2 separate regions of the Homo sapiens genome follow, and region 1 is linked to region 2. A link is a loop called in an ENCODE intact Hi-C map of the cell type or tissue named here. Cell type or tissue: OCI-LY7. All regions are shown on one strand. Each heading gives the region's core, and the rest is flanking DNA. Links, peaks and the distances in the headings are about the cores only. Region 1 overlaps SNX29 (sorting nexin 29). Region 2 overlaps SNX29 (sorting nexin 29).

What was found. Peaks named below come from ENCODE experiments on the same cell type or tissue, not always from the same donor. Only the 100,000 strongest peaks of a DNase experiment are listed, where the experiment ranks them.
Region 1: it touches region 2 in a loop (3-fold over the local background); 4 of 110 quality-filtered maps call a loop at or near these places.

What each region holds. Positions count from the first base shown.
Region 1 is chr16:12,230,764-12,241,092 of GRCh38, forward strand. All of the region lies in intron 14 of SNX29 (sorting nexin 29), which reads left to right. Among named protein-coding and RNA genes, the nearest start is that of SNX29-AS2, 140 kb to the right of the region's middle. In OCI-LY7, for the core only: no CTCF peak of the experiment used is centred there; a DNase peak (open chromatin) is centred at 6,038; H3K4me3 peaks cover 4,507 bases; H3K27ac peaks cover 7,245 bases.
Region 2 is chr16:12,317,241-12,327,569 of GRCh38, forward strand. All of the region lies in intron 15 of SNX29 (sorting nexin 29), which reads left to right. Among named protein-coding and RNA genes, the nearest start is that of SNX29-AS2, 50 kb to the right of the region's middle. RefSeq lists an enhancer at 1-495. In OCI-LY7, for the core only: no CTCF peak of the experiment used is centred there; DNase peaks (open chromatin) are centred at 2,439, 3,201, 4,391, 5,973 and 3 weaker places; H3K4me3 peaks cover 4,592 bases; H3K27ac peaks cover 7,773 bases.

The DNA of each region.
Region 1 (10,329 bases), core at 1,085-9,084, 86 kb before region 2:
TTGGAGTTGCAATTGTGACTCTTAAGAATAAAAATGTTTCTCCCTTGTAATAAGTCGTATGTATGTATGTATGTATGTATGTATATATGTATGTACTTACTGAGATGGAGTCTCTCTCTGTCACCCAGGCTGGAGTGCAGTGCCATGATCTCGGCTCACTGCAACTTACGCCTCTTGGGTTCAAGCGATTCTCCTGCCTCAGCCTCCCGAGTAGCTGGGACTATCTGTAGGCATGTACCACCACACCCGGCTAATTTTAATATTTTTTTATTACAGATGGGATTTCACCATGTTGGCCAGGCTGGTCCCGAACTCCTGACCTAAGGTGATCCTCCCACCTCGGCCTCCCAAAGTGCTGGAATTACAGATGTTAGCCAATGTGCCCTGCCGGTAATAAGTCATTTAAACATTAAACTGTCTGATTAGGAAACAGAGGCACAGGTTGATTAAATAGGATGTAAAGGTCCCTGGATTGGGTTGTAAAACTTAGTCCCTTTCCACCATACCATCCAGCTCACTAGGGAAAATGAGGAAAACAGAACTTCGTTTAAAGTATTTTCCCTCTCTGTAGACACTTTCTTAAAAACATAATTGAACTCCTGCTGTGCATACAATTTTGTTTGTTGCTTTTTACCCCACTTAATCGTCTATCACAAAGCCTTTTCTATCATTATGTTGACTGCATTGCTGTAATTTGTAACAACTGTGTGATATTCCAGCTAGTGGATAGACCAGAGTTTTAGTCAATTTCCAATTGTTGGGCCTTTTTAAAAAAAAAACAAAAAACAAAAAACAAAAACAAAACTTTTACTATACTGTAAAATGCTGCAGGGAATGCCTTTTGTGTACAGAATTTCCCCATGTTTCTAGTTATTTTGGAGGATGTGGTCTCATAGGCAGAATTGTTGAATGAAGTGCTAAGGTTTTTCTGACTTCTGTTTCGGGTTTCCATATTGCTCCCCAGGATTGTGGCCATTTTAAAGTGTCACCAGCAAACAGGCCCTCTTGGCCACTCTCACCAGCATTCATAACTGTTGCCATTGGAACTCCAGTAGGCAAAAACCTAGCTCCTTATATTTGTAATTCATGAGTCACTGTGGAGATGGAATACTTACTTTTTTCTGTGTTTATGAATTGAATTTCTTTTTGGTGAATAATCAGCTCATTTCCTTGGCCTATGTGTTTCAGGGGTTTTTCCTCTGGGTTATGTGAGGACTTGGTATCAATAAAGATGCTGGCCCTTTGTTTTAATGGATTCGTAAGTTCTCATGTCTGGGAATTGTCATGAATTGTCCTGCCCTTCTGGTTGTGTGCCCCAGTTTAGGTTTTTAGCAGTTGTTGTGATTTAGGCACTTGGACAGCCCATATTTTGAGGATGAAACCTTCAAGTCTGTTTGAGGATACTTTAAAGGGCTTATGGCCATTAAGGGGGAAGATGCATTTGTAGGCCATGTTAGTAGATGTGGTTTAAATGCTTGAATTGGCTGGGAAGGTGGCTCACACCTGTAATCTTTGAACTTTGGGAGGCCGAGGTGGGCAAATCACTTGAGTCCAGGAGTTCATGACCAGCCTGACCAACGTGGTGAAACCCCGTCTCTACTAAAAATACAAAAATTAGCTGGACATAGTGGCGTGCGCCTGTAATCCTTCGGAGACTGAGGCACAAGAATCGCTTGAACCCAGGAGGGTGGAGGTTGCAGTGAGCCAAGATCGTGCCACTGCACTCCAGGCTGGGCCACATAGTGAGACTCGGCCAGAAACAAACAAATAAATGCTTGAATCGTGGCTTTTGTTTGCTTTGGTAAACAAAGGAAGAGTTTTCGTTTTTAATCTTTCAGTGGGCTTCACGGTGGAGTAGTGGAAACGTTGGGGAATCTGGCTATTCATGAGAGTGTGATTCTCCCCAAAGCCAACAAGGACCCTTTTCCTTTTCTTTTTGAGACAGAGTCTCACTCTGTCACCCAGGATGGCTGCAGCCTAGAGGGTGACTGTGGGCAGAAGATGTCCCCTGAGAGGGCTGGAAAGGAGATGACACACAGAAGTCAGCACACATTGGTCCTTCAAAGTATCCTATGGAGACACCTCTGTACTCACTATCAGCCTCAATGCTGAGTTCACAGCCCACCCAGCATGGGCTTGGAGGGGCATGGAGGCTGGTTGGGGGAGGTGGTCCACCCGGAACTTGTCCTCCCAAGCCCCAGCCTGGCAAGTTGTAGTCTTGGGAGACTGAAACCCTGACCCTCACATGCAAGTCACCACAGTTCTGGATGAGAGATGGAAGAGCAGCTTGATTTGCTGGAAATGCCTTCCTCTTTGTCTTCATCTTCTTTGTCTTCTTTGTCTTTGTCTTCCTCCTCCTCCTCCTCCCCCTATTCTTCCTCCTCCTCCTTCCTCCCTCCTCCCTGCAAAAACATGTAGTCAGTCCAGGTACCCATCAATGGTAGACTGGATAAAGAAAATGTGGTACATATACACTATGGGATACTATACAGCCTTAAAAAGAATGAAATCTTGCCCTTTGCAGCAGTATGAATGCAGCTGGAGGCTGTTATCCTAAGCAAATTAGTGCCCCAACAGAAAACCAGATATTGCATGTTCTGACTTATAAGTGGGAGCTAAACAGTGGGTACTCCTGGACAGGAAGATGCTAACAATAGACACTGGGGGCTACAAGAAGGGGAGGAAGGGAGGAGCAAGGGTTGAAAAACTACCAGTTGGATACTATGCTTACTGCCTGGGTGATGGGATCATTTTTACCCCAAACCTTGGCATTATGCAATATACCCATGTAACAAACCTTCACTTGTACCCCCGAATCTGAAATGAAAGGTGAAAAAAACCACACAAACAACTTTATTGAGATATAATTCACATGCCATACAATTCATCTATTTAGTGTATGATTTAATGATTTTTAGTATATTCATAGAGTTGTGCATTCACAACATTTTAGAACATTTTCACTCCCTCACAAAGAAGCCCATTTTCCTGAGCAGTCACTCTCCACCCCAGGGCCTGGCAAGCACCATTCTCCTTCCTGTCTCTGTGGATGTGCCTGTTCTGGACACTTCATATCAGTGGAATGATACAGTGTATGGCGGTTTGTGATAGGTTTCCTTCATTTAGCATAAGGTTTTCAAGGTTTATCTACATTGTAGCATGTATCAGGATGGCATTCTCTTTTATGGCTAAAACAGATTTTACTATAAGGATATGCCATATTTTGTTTACCCTTTCGTTAGTCGATGGACATTTGGGTTTCACTTTTTGGCTGTGATAAATAATGTTGCAATGAACATTCACGTACAAGTTGTGTGGACGTGTTTTTCATTTCTCTCGGGTATAACCTAGGAGTGGGATTGCTGGGTCAAAGCGGCTGTACCTTCCCACCAGCAGTGAATGAAGGTTCCAGTTATTCTACCATGTCCTCACCAAACACTTGTTATTGTCTGTCTTTTTTTTATTGTAGCCATCGAGTGGATGTGAAGTGGCACCTTCACGTTTGCAAATCAGTGGTTTCAATTTGCATTTCCCTGATGGTTGATGGTGTTGAGTATCTTTTCATTCTACAAATGGCTTACTGGCCATTTGTAGATCTTCAAAGGGTGTCTTTTCAAATCTTCTGTCCATTGCTTAATTTGTTTAGTTGTCTTTTTTATTGTTGAGTTGTATGAGTTCTTTGTGTATTGTGGATACTAGACCCGTATCAGAGATACGTGATTTGCATACCTTTTCTACCATTCTGCAAGTTTCTTTTCATTTTCTCGATGGTGTCCTTGAGGCATACCTGTTTTTAATTCTGATGAAGTTGAATTCATCTATTTTTTCTTTTGTCATGTACTTTTGGCATCATATCTAAGTTTGTCTTTAAAGCAGTGTTTCTGTTAATTTTAGGCTTCAAAATGATTTGATGTTAGAGCTGAGATGCTGTCGGCTTCAGCCCAGAGGTTTTGGGGGTTGTTGGTTGGAGAGTTGTTCATTCCCTCTCTGGACTTAGCACTGCATTGTGTGTTTCCCCACCTGAAATTACTTAGGGCTATGTCCGTCTGCCTACTGGCATCATAGGCACTCAGAAGATACCCGCTGAATGGATGGATGATGGGATGATGACTTCCTGTTTGGGTCTCAGCTCCCTACCTTACACGTGGCTCTCATTCTTTGCCTTTATGTTTCTCTCTCCTTTTCACCCATCCTTCTCTTCTCTGAGTGTGTGTATGTGTACTTTTCTCCCTCATTCCTTCCTTCCTCCTTTCCCTGTCTCTCTCTGTCTTTGGCTTTGTCTCTTTCTCTTGGAATCTGTCTCTGTCCTGCCCTTATTCTGTCCCTCTGTGTCTTTTTTTTCATTTTTCTTTAACTTTTTCTTCTAAGCTGTTGACCTTATCAGATGAACTTTGCAGTCAGTTGGAAACAGGCTCACTTGCTCACTCTTTCTTTCCTTTCTCTCTCTGTCCCTGGTGTTCAGTAAGTTTAGAGAAGAAATGCACAAACTATTGAGTTCCCCTTCACCAACGTGCCCCAGAGTTGGCAGAAGTCAGAGACCAGCTGGCACCAGGCATCCCGCAGTGCTCGTGTTTTCAGCTTGCTGTGTATGAGGCTGTCCCCTGGGCCTGCGGTACTTAATTTGAAATTTGGTTAGGAAGCGGCAGTGATCCATTTTCACATTTGGAGGTACATATTTGGCATGTCAGATGGGAGCAGTACAGACAGATTTTTTTTTGTGCACTACTGCTTGAGTTTGTCAGGAGTTTTATTATGGAAATCACTATTTCTGCCTTTCCATTTTCCCAAGTTACTTTCCTATATTGATATATTTTCACCTGCCTAACATTGGCATATTTTTCAGGGTTCTTGCTTTACGATTCAGTAGCAAGACTCAAAATAACACAGAGGAAAGAAGTGAAAAAACCTCTGGGTAAAAAAAAGACTTGCATCCACATTTTTTTTATTGAAAGGAAACTTCATCAGTGTTTTGAACAGAAAACTTAAACACAATAAAGGTGGATGAAAACATGGGTTGTAAATTGTGTGTGTGTGTGTGTGTGTGTGTATGTGTATGTGTGTGTGTGCTTGGAGTGTAGATTCTGACATAAAAATCACAGTTCTTTTGGCAGTGTATAGAAACCTTAGGAAACTGAATGGTAACAGGTAAAGATTCAGAAATGAATAGCAACTTAGGGATTACTGGAAAAGTACAATTTTCTGTTTCTGTAGGACTTCTTTCTGCTAGGGTAGGGGACGGAATAAATGTTATTTAAAACTCTCTGTTTCCTTCCTGTCCTCTCTGTCTCATATATGCTGCTCCTGGTTGCATAGATAGCCCAGAACTGCTTTACGTACTTATTTCCCAATACTATGGGCTTTGATTTTATATCTGTTTTCCCACATCAATCTGACATAAATCTCATCAAATACCCATCCACTGTTGCCCCAACAGTTAATACATCATCTGGTTGAACCAAAAGATCAAACTGGAGAAGGGAATGCGGTCACTGTTAGTCTTCTAGTGTCTATTTTCAAAGCCTTCATTTGAAGACCCATGGGGAGTCTGAGGAGGGCATGGGGCAGGGGAGAAGCCAGGGGTCTTGACCCTTCTGTTGAGGGTGACCTCTTTTTGTACTTTCATTTCTCGCTATTCTTCTTCTTGTACTTTATACCACAGCAATGCTGAACTACTTGGGATTAAGCAAGGCTATTATTTACTGCAATGGTTGGTGCCTAGAAGCCCTTTTCCCACTACGTCTTCTCTGTTGCATGACTTTCCGCATCCCTGAAGACTTAGTTCGAGGTGTCACCTACTCTGGAAAGACTCTGTGGGTCCATTGAATGCTATTCTTCCTCCTGTCATGCTGACTGCTGTCACTACCGCCATCTGTCCCACTGTGTTGGAAAACCAGCCACAGGCTACCACTGATTGAAGACTCCCTATGTGCCAGGTACCACAGTGAACACTTTGAGATGCTGGCGTTCCTCTTTCGCATCTCCCTTGGCCCTGTGCTGACATTAGTCTGAGCACTCGTCACATGCTTCGGTGATCAAGCATTTGGTCATCCGTCCTCCCCTAGTGGATTCTGAGTTGCTTGGAGGAAATGCTTTGTACCTTCTTCCTGCCTTGGGAACTGTGCTTGACACGTGGTGAAGGTCAGCAAGTCGGTGCTGCATGAATGGATGGAGAAAGCCGGGTGGGGAGTAAAGGCACTGGGCAGCATGAGGGCTTTCCTGGAACTTGAAGGTTGGTGCAGGCTTGGACCTCCGGCTGGCTGGGTCATTCTTATAGAATATCTTGGGAAACTGACTCTCAGTCTCACAGTAACTTCTCAGGAATGTGTTGGCTGTTTGCAGCAGTTGTACCTGGGGGCAGGCAGATGCCGTGCCCCAGTCTCCAGAGTAGGCAGGTGGGACGTAGGACAGGAGGGTGCGAAGCTCTGTCCACCCCCGACTCCTCACCCCCACCAGCATAAAACAGAAAAAGGGAGTTTCTGAAGCCCAGCGGTGTTTCCTCTCATGCACAGCGAGAATCACAAAGTGTGTCCACTGAAGGGCCTTTGGGGAGGTGGGGAGCTGTGCCTCTGTCTGGGAGTGGGCAGTTTCCCCTGCTTTATGCGCTTATCTCTAAGCCTCCCAGATTTTGCAATTAAGGACATTTCACGTTTTTCGTGTCTCTCTGACCATCATGTTGCTGTTCTGTTGTGACAGCCATGCCCCTGGATAGGATTTAGATGGGGCCTGGCCGGGTGCAGTGGCTCACGCCTGTAATCCCAGCACTTTGGGAGGCTGAGGTGGGTGGATCACCTGAGGTCAGGAGTTTGAGACCAGACTGGGCAACATGGTGAAACCCCCGTCTCTACTAAAAATACAAAAATTACTGGGAAGTGGTGGCAGGTGCCTGTAATCCCAGCACTTTGGGAGGCTGAGGTGGATGGATCACCTGAGGTCAGGAGTTTGAGACCAGACTGGGCAACTTGGTGAAACCCCCGTCTCTACTAAAAATACAAAAATTAGTGGGAAGTGGTGGCAGGTGCCTGTAATCCCAGCTACTTGGGAGGCTGAGGCAGGAGAATCACTTGAACCCGGGAGATGGAGGTTGCAGTGAGCTGAGATCATGCCACTGCACTCCAGCCTGGGCAACAAGAGTGAAAACTCCTTTTCTAAATAAATAAATAAATAAAAGATGGGGCCTGAGGTGGGGTCAGATTTCATGATGCAGTGGCCACAGAAGCAACGACGCTGGCAGGCTTTTGTGACATGCATAGCAGCTGAGGAGAAAGTAACTGGGTGTGGGGGTTGAGGTTGGATAAGGGTGAGACCTACAAGCCAGAGAAGGGAGATGAACCTCGGTGGAGGGGCAGTGGGCAGGCCAGTGGCCTTTAGACCTTTTAAAAATCATTGTGGTAAAACATATGAAACCTAAGATTTACATAAGATTTATAACTGTAACAGTTGTAAAAAAAAAATACCCAGAACCTTATTTGTGAAAGGGAGGAAATTAAGGGGTAAGAAGGCCTTGGCCTCTCCATTCCATGGCAGCCTTTTGGATGGGCACTTTTTTTTTTTTTTTTGAGACGGAGTCTCGCTCTATCACGTAGGCTGGAGTGTACTCTGGGAGGATCGCTTGACCACCCAGGCATGATCTCGGCTCACTGCAGCCTCCGCCCCCCGAGTTCAAGCGATTCTCCCGCATCAGCCTCCCGAGTAGCTGGGATTACAGCCACGTGCCACCATGCCGGCCAATTTTTGTATTTTTGTAGAGATGGGGTTTTACCATGTTGGCCAGGCTGGTCTCAAACTCCTGACCTCAAGTGATCCGCCCGCCTTGGCCTCCCAGAATGCTGGGATTACAGGCTTGAGCCACCGCGTCCGGCCTTGAATAGGTACTTGTGAGGAACGTCAGTGGGGACCGCAAACCGCTGCATTGCAAACCATGCCAATAATAGTGTTACTGGTTCTTTGGGTTTGGAATTGTGCTTGGCTGCTGGTAACAGAGATATGGCCCTGGTGGCTTAAATGAACAACGTATCTTTCCTAGAAGGTCACACTTAGGCAGTGCAGAGCTGTCGAGTGTCTCTGCCACAGTCTAGTGTCCTGGTCCACTTTATCTTTCTGCTCTACCATCCTTAGCTGTGGCTCTTATCCTCAGGTTGGTCTAAGATGCCTGTTGAAGCTCTAGCCAGCATGTCTGTGTTGTAGGTAGCAAACAGGAGAAAACAGGAAGGCCAAAAGGACTCTCCCCCGCTAACTGTCCTTCCTTTAAGGAGCTTTCTCAGGAGTCTCATCTCACAACTTGAGTTTACATCTCACTGGCCAGAACTTAGTCGGTGGCACCACTTTGATGGAAGGGGCGTGTGAAGTGTAGTCTTTTAGCTTGGCACATGGCCTTTCTGAATAGGGCTTCTGTGATGAAGGAAGAAGGAGGGGATGGATGCCAGGCAATCTGTCCTGGTTGTAGAGGTAGTGCTGGAGGTAGCTGATGTTCATTGCGTTCATTGTTTGTTGCCAGGAAGTGCATTCTGTACCTGACATGTATTAGAGGTGGTGTGTAGTGACCAGCTGGAGCCCACGTCTCTAGCACCAGTGAGGATTTGGCTGATGAGCAGAGTTTTTCAGTGGTCAGAACCCTCTTTGCTGGGTCGTATGTAGCCTACTGGACCGTGAACTCCTTGAGGACAGGAGTATTTACTTTTGTCTCCCAAAGCACCTGGCTCAGTACCAAGGAAATGTCACCAAATGTTGGCTTATTTAAACCAAAGCTATTTCTATTGAAAACTACAATTAAAAAATATTTTTTGGCAGGGCATGGTGGCTCACTCCTGTAATCCCAGCGCTTTGGGAGTCCAAAGCTGGAGAATCACTTGAGGCAAGGAGTGAGACCCTGTTTCTACAAAAAAAAAAAAAAAAAAAAAAAAAAAAAATTAGTCCGGTGTGGTGATGTGCACAATGTGGTCCCAGCTACTCGGGAGGCTGAGGCAGGAGGATTGCTTGAACCCAGGAGATCAGGGCTACCGTGAGCTGGTGTCATGCCACTGCACTCCAGCATGAGCAATAGACTGACACCCTGTCTCAAAAAAAAAAATCCTGATTATAAAGAAATATAAGTCTATTAGAATTTTTTAAAGTAGCACCAGGACAGAAAAAGAAAAATCACTTGTAATCTCATCACCCAAAAATAGCCACTATTGAAGAGATTTGAAGTACCTCTTCCCAGTCTTTTTTATTTGTATTTAGAGTGTCTGTGTAAAACACATTTAGATCATTCTAGGTAAATCATTTTGCATTCTCTCGTTTCACTTGGTATCATATCACGAGCAGTTTTGTGTCTTTAAATATTATCTCTGAATGGCCTTAACGGCCGCATGATGTCTCTGTTAACTTCCCACGGCTAGGCACTGAAGTTATTTGTTGTTATTACTGCCATGGTGATCTTTATATCCACATTTTAGTGTAGGATTCTGATTATTTCTCTAGGGTCAGCTCCTGTGAAGAGAATTGCTGGGCCCTTTAAGATTCTTGGCAAAGACTGTCAACATGCTTCCCAGAAAAACATGTATTGACGCCAGCTGTGTATGAGTATGCCTGTCAGGCCTCACCCTCCTTGGTACGGGGTATTGTCATTTTAGTTGCTAATTTGATTGCAAGTTTTATTTTGTATTTCTACTGTGTTTCAATTTTTCCAGGACTATTGACCATTTGTTGTTTTGTTTGCTGTCAGTTTTTTAGTATTGAGTCTATAACGATCTTGATTTTTTTTCTGTCGGTTTTTGTTTCTTTTAGATGTTTTTTGATGCGGCTGTGCTTCTTACTTATAAAATAGCATTTCTTTGTCATTTCTTTTTTTTTTTTTTTTTTTTTTTTTTTGTGAGACGGAGTCTCGCTCTGTCACCCAGGCTGGAGTGCAGCGGCATGATCTCAGCTTACTGCAACCTCTGCCTCCTCCCAGGTTCAGGTGATCCTCCCTCTTCAGCCTTCCAAGTAGCTGGGATTACAAGTGTGTGTGTGTGCCACCATACTGGACTAATATTTGTATTTCTAGTGGAGATGGTCTTTCACCATGTTGGCCAGGCTGGTCTCCATCTGCTGACCTCAAGTGATCCACCCACCTTGGCCTGTCAAAGTGCTGGGATTACAGGCGTTACCCACCGCACCTTGCCATCTTTGTCATTCTTGTGGTAAATCTTTTTCTTTTACTTTTTCTGCATAATTATTTTGACCCATAGTGGTTTTTAATTTTTACCTAATCAAATCCGGTGACTTTTTTTGTGTGGAATTTCTTCCGTTTGTAGTATGCGTGATTGTGGGAACAAGTTTCTGCTTGCTTTTCTTGAAAAAATTAGCTAT
Region 2 (10,329 bases), core at 876-8,875:
CTGTCACTCCCTCCAGAGACACACTTGGGTGCAGGGACCTTCGCAGGCCCCAGATGCGCAGGACTCAGTCTGAACAGGTGGCTCCCCTCGTCTTCCCCCTGGCTTCTGTGTGTCCTTCTCTGTCTTGGCTCTTCCGTGAAGCCCTCACAAATAAGCTGTCCTTACAATGGGGCTTAATGACTCATTGAGAGATGCTGGGAGTTTGGGCAGCTGGGCCCCACATCCTAGGGTGACTTGAGAACCTGGTGGCCCTTCCTGTGCCTTTAGAGCCACAGTGGCCTCAAGGATGGGAACGTGCTGCTTGTAAAGCCATAAAGAACAAATAACATGGCTTAGATTTCTGTGTGCTGCCACCTAACACTCTCACTTCCTCACCCTGTGAGCAATTCATTGTGCATTTAATTAACACCTGACATCAGCTTCACAGGGACTAAGTGTGTCTTATGCACCGTCTTGTGCCTAGTGGCCAGCAGACACAAGCTGTGAAATGAGTGTAAAATGAATTAAATGAACATTGTTAACTGGGTGACCCTGGATATGTTCCCTAACCTCTCCAAGCCTCAGTCTCTTCATCTGCAAAATGGTGATGCTAATGACTCCCCGTGCCGGGGTGGGGGGTCGAAATGAGATAATGCAAGTAAAGCATTCAGCCCAGGACCCGACTGAGAGCTGAAAGGTATCAGCACCTGCCATTTCTACCGGCCTGGGGGAAACACGCTTAGTTTGGATGGGAGTGGTAATAACAGCCTTGGCTGAGGCGGTGGTTGTCATCACGCCACCGATGGAGGACTGACCTTGTGTTCGGCCCCACGCTGGCTCTTGGTGTTCTTCGCTGTCAGCGGTGCTGTGACTGAGACATCCTTGGCCCATTTCACATGTGAGCCCCCACGGCTGCAAGAGAGTGAGCTTCTTCCAGAGAGGGCGGCAGAGCCAGGATTGAAATTCACATCTTGCTCCGAGCTCATGCACACCTGGGAGCCTGCATGTTCTTGCTAGATTTTACAGCCAGCAGGCCTTTGTTGAACCGTAAGCAGCAGCGGCCTTGATCAGGCTGGTTTTTCTGCCCAGAGGCCCCTTTGGCATCGTGACTCAAAATTTTCTCTGGGTATTTTGCCTTCTTGCTGATGCATCGTTTGCCGGATGGGAACCAGCAGGTAGAGAGTGTTGGCTTTCTGCCTCCGGTCAGAGTCGGGAACGTGACTTGGATACAAACTCAGCATGGAGGGAGGCATGACTTGGGAGGGCAGAACCCGGCAGCTTCATTCCCATCCTCTGTTGGTGGGGAAGAGTGAGCAACTCACAGGTAGAACCAGGACAGTAGTCAGGGCTGTTTAAAAATTTAGGGCTCCTGGCTGGACGCGGTGGCTTATGCCTGTAATCCTGTTCCTGGACCAAACCGAGGGTTGCGCTGCTTGTTCTTATGGCCCAATAACAAGATGCAGATGAACTGGGAAGAGAAGAATTTTTTTTTTTTCTGTAACGAGGTACAGGGAGAAGGCTTAGAAATTATCTGCAGACCAACTCAAAATTACAAAGTTTCCCGGAGCTTACATACCTTCTAAGCTACGTGTCCACGTGTAAGTGTGCATTCCTCTAGAGACCTAAGTGATCAGCTTCTTCTAGTCTATGACTAAGGTCTGAGTCCTGAAGACCTTCCTCTAGAGCTTCAGTAAATTTACTTAATCTAAATGGGTCCAGGTGTGGGCGTGATTACCCTTATCTTGTCTCCTGCTAAATCATGGAGGTTTGGGGAGTCCCTTCAGACCCCCAGTAAACTTGTTTGTGGAGGCCTGGGGAGTTTCTTCACATCCCCAGTAAAACTTGTTTAATCCTTCGTTATCTTGTCATGCTTCAAGGCCCAGGAAAGGCCTGGGCACAACTAGGGGTGGGCTTTTGTTACATTCCAGCCCTTGTATAAGGGCAGTAGCTCTCTCAGCTTTTAATATTTAACTTAACCACTCAGTCAGTGCTGACACAATTGTTATAGAGGCCTGTGTTAGTGAGAACTGGCCTGCCACAATCCCAGCACTGTGGGAGGATCATTTGCGGCCAGGAGTTCGAGACCAGCCCAAGCAACATAGACCGTCTCTACAAAAGTAAAAAGTTAGTTGGGCATGATGGTGCATACCTGTAGTTCCAGCTACTGGGGAGGCTGAGGTGAGAGGATTGCATGAGTCCAGGATACTGAGGCTATAATGAGCTATGATCACCCCAGCCTGGGTGACAGAGCGAGACCCTGTCTTAAGAAAAAATTAGGACTCCTATCCCACCTCTTCAGAGACACTCATATAAAAATACAGTGTTTCCAGCTGCCATTTGTTGAGTACCTGTTGGCGGTGAGCCAGACTGTTGATCTGTGATGTTGTGTTAAATCATCCTGGCAAGGAGTGAGGTAGTGATGAGGAGGGCTGGTTTCACAGACCAGGAAACTGACCCGCCAGGAGGAGAGAAGATTGTCTCGGCCATAGCTCTCTGTAGTGTGCTCTGGGCTCTGTGTGCCCAGAGCAGCTCAGCCCAGATCCACACCACAGCCCCAGGTGGTCAGTATCACTGCAGCTTTGTTAACTATGGAGACTTCAAAGCAGGAAGGGGGAGGGATGCACACCCTTTCTCTTGGAAATTTCCTGGAAGGCAAGAACTGCTCGGGCTCAGCCATAATTAGTTCCTTGGTGGCAGGTTTCTTCAGCCTCCCACATGGGAAGAAACCCGAGTAGGTTGTGGAAATGCGGGTTCCAGGAAGCCTTGCCTGACAGCTCCTGGCTGGACGTGGCTGCATCTCGTCACTGGTCTCCCTGCTCCTGGGGAGCTGCCACCTCTCTGCAGTCACCTTCCAGTGGGGCAGACACAGATGGGTCCTAAGGAGAGAGATGAACAAAGTAATCACTACTGTGCTAAGACATAGTACGCTTGAGAGACAGAGTAAAGGGCCGACCCTGACTTCCCAGGGGGAGGTCTCCCTCTGTGCAGGTGTCCTTCCAGGATGAGAAGGGGCCAGGCAGCTGGAGACTTGGGCAGGAGCATAGCAGGCAGAGAGGGCACAGCCTGTGCACCAGCCCTGCCATTGGAAGGGGCTTGGAAGGAACTGCAGGAGAGTCACCGAGAGCCAGAACCATGCCTGTCTTCCTGCCGCAATGCCTGTGCCCAGCATGGGGGCTGGTGCGTAGCAGGTATTTATTTTTGTCCTGAATGAATGTGAAGACAGGAAGCGCTCAGCCACCATCATCAGCCCCAAGCTGTGGGAAGCAGAGGTCAGAGGCTGGGAACCGTGACACGTTACTGGTGCTTTTTTGGTGACCTCACTGGAGAATACTTAAGATTAACCATGTGTGTGTTTGTGTATGGATGTGAGTGATCCCTCACTCATCCCTTCTAGAATGTTCTGAATTGCCCACTGTGTTCCAGGCAGTGTGTCATGTGCTGGGGAAACTAAGATCACTCCAGCATAGACCAATTTCAGGGAACTCAGTTTAGATAAATGAGGCCGATAAGAGAACAACATCACCATGCATTGTGACAAAATGACACTGACTCTTCCTTCCAAACTCAAGAGTTGTGATCTAATCAGAATCGTGTTCCAATTCTTTAGATGAAAAGGCAATTGGGAGTTTAAGCAAATCTGGGACCTGAGGTTGCCTTAGGTCCCACATTTGGGTGCTTAAAAGGATGGCGGCAGTGTTTAAATGTTGATAAACAAGAACAGAAAAAAGCAACACGTTTGTTTTTCGTTATCTGTCCATAGAGCAAATCAGGACTGAGGCGATAAGGCCTGAGCACAACCTGTTGAAGAAAATCCTCACCCTCCTCATCTAGCCTCCTCCAGGAGGTCCTTACCACCATCCCGGTTCCCTCCGCTGCCTCCTCCAGGTCTCAGCTTCCCCATGACTTCCAGAGTGTCCCTTCTGTCAGCTGCCACACTGCTCTGTTCCTACCACATCCCAGTCTCACCCCACCACAGTTACCACTCCTGCTCAGACCTCATAGTCCCCCTTAGTTCCCCACGCAGGGACCAAAGCCACCTTGTCTTCTCCAGCGGCCACCCTCCCCCTCAGAACAGGGACACTCCATTGGAGTAGGTTCACTGTGTCCTGGAGGAATGACTTCCCAAACCCAGTCCGACCTAGCTAGAGAAAAACATCTCAGCCTTTCAGAATTTAGCCCCCACACTTCCACCTCTGGAATCACAGTGATTCCCAGGCCAGGCCTGGGAGTGAGGACAGGTGACCTGTGTCAAGGGCATATGACGTCATCTGTCATAGCTATTTCTTTCTTCCGTGGAACATTGTTGCAGAGCCTTTGAGAGAGCGGGGGGAGGAGTGCTTTGTTTTTGGAGCTGTGCAGGTGGTTGAGAGATTAGGGGATGAGCTCCAGTGAGCAGATGAGCTCAAAGAGGGCGCTGAGAGCTGGGCTGAAAGCGCACGCTGGAGTGAGTGTGTAAGTGGGCCTCCAACCAGCCTGTGGATACCCAGGTCTTATGAGGGCCCCGGGGAGAAGAAACTTGGGCCCAAACAGATGGCAGGTGTAAGAGTCATAGATCTAGTTCTCAGAGGACAAACACATGCTACCACCCACTCAAAGAGCACAGGTCCTGATGGGACTTCCTTGGTGGGGTGGGGAAGACAGAGAGCCGGGGATATCACAGCTGTGCCAGGGAGGTGGCCCAGCGTGGATGAGCTTTGGGATTTGTGTTAGTTAGGGCCCCGATTCTGGCTGACTCAAACATCAAAGCACCTGTCGTGGTTCACGTGATGGTGAAGTCCAGGTAAGGGGGGATTCCAGAGGAGGTTCAGGCTGTCGTCGGGGTCCCGGTCCTGTGTCTGCGTGACACAGTCCTACCTGGTTCCCTTCACTGGAGGAAAAATGGCTCCAACAGTGCCAGGCTTCTCCCTACCTGCAGGTTGAGAACAAATGCTTGTCCCTGCGTCCTAAGCAGGGGACCTAGGGTAGAACCCATAAGGCCAGTCACGCTAGTGATGGGAGTGGGGAGAACTCCCTGAGTGGCCTAACCTACATCCTGTGTTCCACGCTGGAGCTGGGCGAGGAGTCAGCTTGCCCAGAACTGCATAGGGTCTCTGGTGGAAATCAGGGGCTATCGCAAGAGAGGGCAGGGAGGGGACCCTGGACTCCAGCACCTAGTGTTCATGACAGTTCTCTTGGGATTCTGTCCCATGTAAAGTACAGAGTCTAGTCCTGGATTTGAGAAACTTCTCTGATCACATATCCAATTGTTAAAAAGAATTGTGGGTTACTGCAATATACATTTGTTTGTTTGTAGTGTACATAGATTCTTTATAATATACAAAACAAAAATCAGGAACTTATTAAAGATGATGAATAGAAACTAAGGTGGAGTTCTAATACTCCTTTGGGTAACTTGGGGATCATCTCAAGCATCCTGTGCTGGAGACCTCTATTAGGATGCAGTCACTGGGGACTACCATTAGGACGCGGTCGCTGGGGACCACCGTCAGGACTTGGTCACTGGAGACCACCGTCAGGATGCAGTCACTGGAGTTACTGGGGGACCACCGTCAGGATGCAGTCAGTAGGGGGCCACTGTCAGGATATGGTCACTGGAATCACTGATGACCACTGTCAGGATGCGGTCACTAGGGGACCACTGTCAGGATGCGGTCACTGGAGTCACTGGGGACCACTGTCAGGATGCGGTCACTGGAGTCACCGGGGACCACTGTCAGGATGCGGTCACTGGAGTCACCGGGGACCACTGTCAGGATGCGGTCACTGGAGTCACCGGGGACCACTGTCAGGATGCGGTCACTGGAGTCACTGGGGACCACTGTCAGGATGCGGTCACTGGAGTCACCGGGGACCACTGTCAGGATGCGGTCACTGGAGTCACCGGGGACCACTGTCAGGATGTGGTCACTGGAGTCACTGGGGACCACTGTCAGGATGTGGTCACTGGAGTCACTGGAGTCACCGGGGACCACTGTCAGGATGTGGTCACTGGAGTCACCGGGGACCACTGTCAGGATGTGGTCACTGGAGTCACTAGAGTCATTTCTGTGCTGTGGCATTTTAATGTCGTTACTTTGAGTCATTCCTTTTCTCCAGTCGTGAGTTGTGCTGTCTGCCCACCACTACTGATTTAATATTTTCTTTAAATTTTCTCTCACTTTTTACCTAAAGTAAACTCATTTGTAAAGAAAACGAGCATCATTTGCCATCAATAGAAAAATAACTTCAAAAGTACCATGATGAATACAAAACAGTAGGTTAGTGTCTAGTCAGCCACTGTAGTCTGCCTAGAGGTTTTAAAAAAAAAAAAAAATGGTGAACAAAGGTTAGCAGGCAAAGGCAGATGAGCCTCGACTTGAAAGACTGAGAAGGCATGAGAAAGGGAAAAGCTTTGTCTGGCATCCAGCATTGTTCACTGTCGTATCCAGGCACCACAGAAAACCATCTTGGTTTCCGAGTTCCATGCTTGGGGAGACACTGGTGGGGTGATTAAGGGTGTGGGCACTGAAGCCAGGTGGCCTGGAGTTTGAGTGCCATTTTTATCCCTTCCCTGTGCCTCGTCTTCTTCATCTGTGATGTGGACCTCCCTCCCAGAGATGTTGGGACTAGATGGAGCAGTATTTTCAAATGTCTTCATGTATGACATGCAGTTGTTAAGTACTAACTTTTATTATTACTGGTTTAAGTTGTTGTTTAAACTGTTCCAGACTTTTTAAGGAATATTTTCAATTTGAAAATATAGAGATTGATTGTAAGTGTTCTGTGATCAAACTGATCCTAGAGAAGAATATGACGTACTCCCTCAATTTATCCATGGGGCCTGAGATCCAGCCAGTCTGCAGAGACCCAGATTGGACCATCGCAGTGTGCTGGGGTTTGTTTCCTCATGTGATTATAAACTTTCACATGAGACTGGGACCTGTTCTAGGCATTTTTGGGGGTCATTCCATGGGCTTTTGGGGGGGTCCCATGAGTTTACATTGAGGACAGCATCCTTGGAGCCTCAGAAAACTGAGCAGCCCATCACCACTGGTCTCTCGGTGCTGCAGAGGCAACTTGGATGCCAGCAAGTTCCAGGCCAGTGGTATAATGAGGCATGAAGTCCCAGGAGGACTGGGAGGAAGACAGGAGTGTCCAAACAGGATGACCTTTCTCCTCTCCAGCTGATTCTCGCCCTGTGGAAATGCTCTTGGCATTTCAGTGCTGGCATCTGTTTTTTGTTTGTTTGTTTGTTTGTGGAGATGGAGTCAGGCCATGTTGCCCAGGCTGTTCTCAAATTCCTGGGCTCAGGCGATCCTCTGCCTCAGCCTCCCAAAGTGTTGAGATTCTAGGCCTGAGCCACTGTGCCTGTCAATGTTTTCTTTTTTAAAATTGTACTGGGTGAGCAAAACCTGTTTGCAACCTCTGGTCTAAGCCCATTTGTGAATTGATCCCCTTCCCCTCTCCTGCTACCTGCATTGTTGACTTTAAAGCTCTATTCTCGGCCCCCAGCCCATCTCCTAGTCCCTTTGATGATAAACAGTGCCATGAACACAGCTCAGAGCTGACAAACGGGCCTCCTGACCCAGCAATCCATCTATCTGGGAGGTTGCTGAAAACCGAAACCTCCCAGGCTACCCAAACACCCACTTCTGAAGCCCCCAAACTCCACTAGGTAATGAAAGATACCCAGGGAAATTAGAACAATGACAATAAAAACAGCGTTTCAACCGGGACGCAAGCTCTTGGGTGGCTTTACTCAGGAGGGTTTTTTCTCCCACTGGCCCTTTATATAATTCTCCACAGTGATGGGTATATTACAGCAATCTTGTAGAACGACAGCCTTGTGAAAGACAGAAAACAATGTAACTGCCCCCAGTTTTTAACTGACTTTCCTTTGCAAAATTTTGCCCTTCGCTAGCAATGTATCCCATCTCTACTTCTGCAGGCCCCTCCCTAATGGCAAGAAAGAATAGAAATCTGAAATGTCTGCATTTTGACTATAGCCCTTCCAGTGTGACCCTCTGAAAGGCATTTTTAAGAAAGAGCAGAAATGTTGGAATGTCACAGACATTTATTTGCATGGTATCATAACAGATTTTAATTTGACAAGGAAACCGCCTAAGAGGAAGGATTGAAAAGCCAATGCCAGGTAGAAGAGGTTTCCTTTGCGAAAATTATTTAAATGCATTCTGGCAGCTCTTATTTGAAGGTTAATTGTGATTCCGACTGTTAGGGAAAACCTAATTAACAATAATGGGAAAAAACTACATTTAAGTAATATTAAGGTTGTGACAAGCATTTTATAAAAGCAAGAACTCATTGCTGAAGTTTAGACTTGCTCTTCCAACCTGTGGCCCATTGTTCTCAGGTAGTGAAGCAGATAAAATGCATTAATTAAATATTTGGAAGCACTTTGCTGGTTCTTCTTATTTATTATCTTGTGTGAGGTTGACATCTTGGCAATTTCTGAGAACAAAAGAATATACAGAGAAGTAGATTTGCTCCTTATTTTATCAGCGGGATTATATTTAAATATAATTTTTGGCCAGGCACAGGGGGTTATGCCTGTGATCCCAATGTTTTGAGGGTCCAAGGCAGGAGAATTGCTTAAGGCCAGGAGTTCAAGACCAGCCTGGACAACACAACAAGATCCTGTCTCTAAAAATTTTTTAAAGCTATTAGTTGGGTGTGGGGGCATGTACCCGTAGTTTCGACTGTTCAGGGAGACTGAGGCAGGAAGATTGCTTGAGCCCAGGAGGTCGAGGTTGCAGTGAGCTGTAATCACACACTGCATTCCAGCCTGGGCACCAGAGGGAGACCCTGTCTTTTTTTCTTGTTTTTTGAGATGGAGCCTCACTCTGGTGCCCAGGCTGGAGTGCAGTGGTGCGATCTTGGCTCACTGCAACCTCTGCCTCCCGGGTTCAAGCGATTCTCGTGCCTGGGACTACATGCACGTGCCACCACGTCTGGCTAATTTTTGTATATTTTTTAGTAGAGATGGGGTTTCGCCATGTTGGCCAGGCTGGTCTTGAACTCCTGACCTCTCAGGTGATCTGCCCGCCTTGGCCCCACAAAGTGCTGGTATTACAGGTGTGAGCCCAGCCAAATAAATATATAGCTTTTTTGTCTTTTTTTTTTTTTCCCTGTCCAGGTGTGAGGGGCAGTCAGGTTGGGAGGGGCCCTGGAAGGGTTGAACCAGGTGGGCATGGCATGGAGGCATGAGTACTGGGCAAGTTGGCAAACTTTCTGTAAAGGGCTGTGTCGGAAACATGTCCGGTGTGATGGCCATGTGGTCTCTGTCACATCTGCTCAGCTCTGCCGGTGTGTCTCACAGGCAGTCATAGGTGATACATAAATGAATGGGTGGGATTGTGTTCCAAGAAAACTTTATGTGCAAAAACGGGCACTGGGGCTGGCTTTGGCCCGGGGCTGTAACTTGCTGGCCCCTGTGTGGAGTCTGGAATCTGGTGACCTAGGTTTGGATTTAAGTCACTCCCAAGTCTCCAATCCTGGACAAGTTTCTCTGTGCTGTTGTTTTCTTGGAGTACAGTGGATATTATACTAGCTTGTGGTACTGTGGTGCAGGTGGCACTGAGGCTGGGGCAGTGTGGTAGGGCATGGGCCACTGGGCCTTGCGGGAGGTGTGAGGTGGGGGCAACCCCATTTGGTTGGAACGTGGTGCTTTTTATTACTGTGGGCCAAGGTCCGAGGCATTTGGGAAAGACTGGATTAGGAATGGGGGCAGCTGCTGCAGTTGGAGAGAAACACTGAAGGCTTTGGGGGCGTGGCTGATGATGGGGTTGACCGATGGGGCTGATGGGCTGCTGGGTTGCTCTGTGAGAATCGGAGGTGTCATCCTATAGGAACCACATGACCCCTCTTCGTGGGTCCCTTTATATCCTGTTGGACAACCTCTGTCTTCCCCCTGTAAGTCAATAAAACAGTCCCCCTGGCTTAATTTCATGTTTTTTGTGTCAGTCATGTTACTGTCTTGGTCAGTATCAGTGAAATCGCAGCCCCCATAAAGCTTCCTTTCTAGTGATGGGGTCTTTTTAAGCTTCTGAGTGACATCAGCCTTTGTAGCAGGATGGGCGTCCTGTAGTTTGAGGAGATTGGATGGTGTATTAATTAGCTAGAGCTGCCCTAACAGAGTACCATGGGTTGGGTGTCATCACAGAAATGTATCTTCTCACCTTCCGGAGGCTGGAAGGCTGAGATCAAGGTGTCGGCAGGGTTGTTTTCTGAGGCCTCTCTCCTTGGTTTATAGACGGCCGTCTTCCCACTGTGGTCTTTCTTCTCTGCATGACTCTGTCTTGTCCTTCTAAGAAGAGGAGATTAACAGTCGTGTTGGGTTAGGGCCCACCTTAA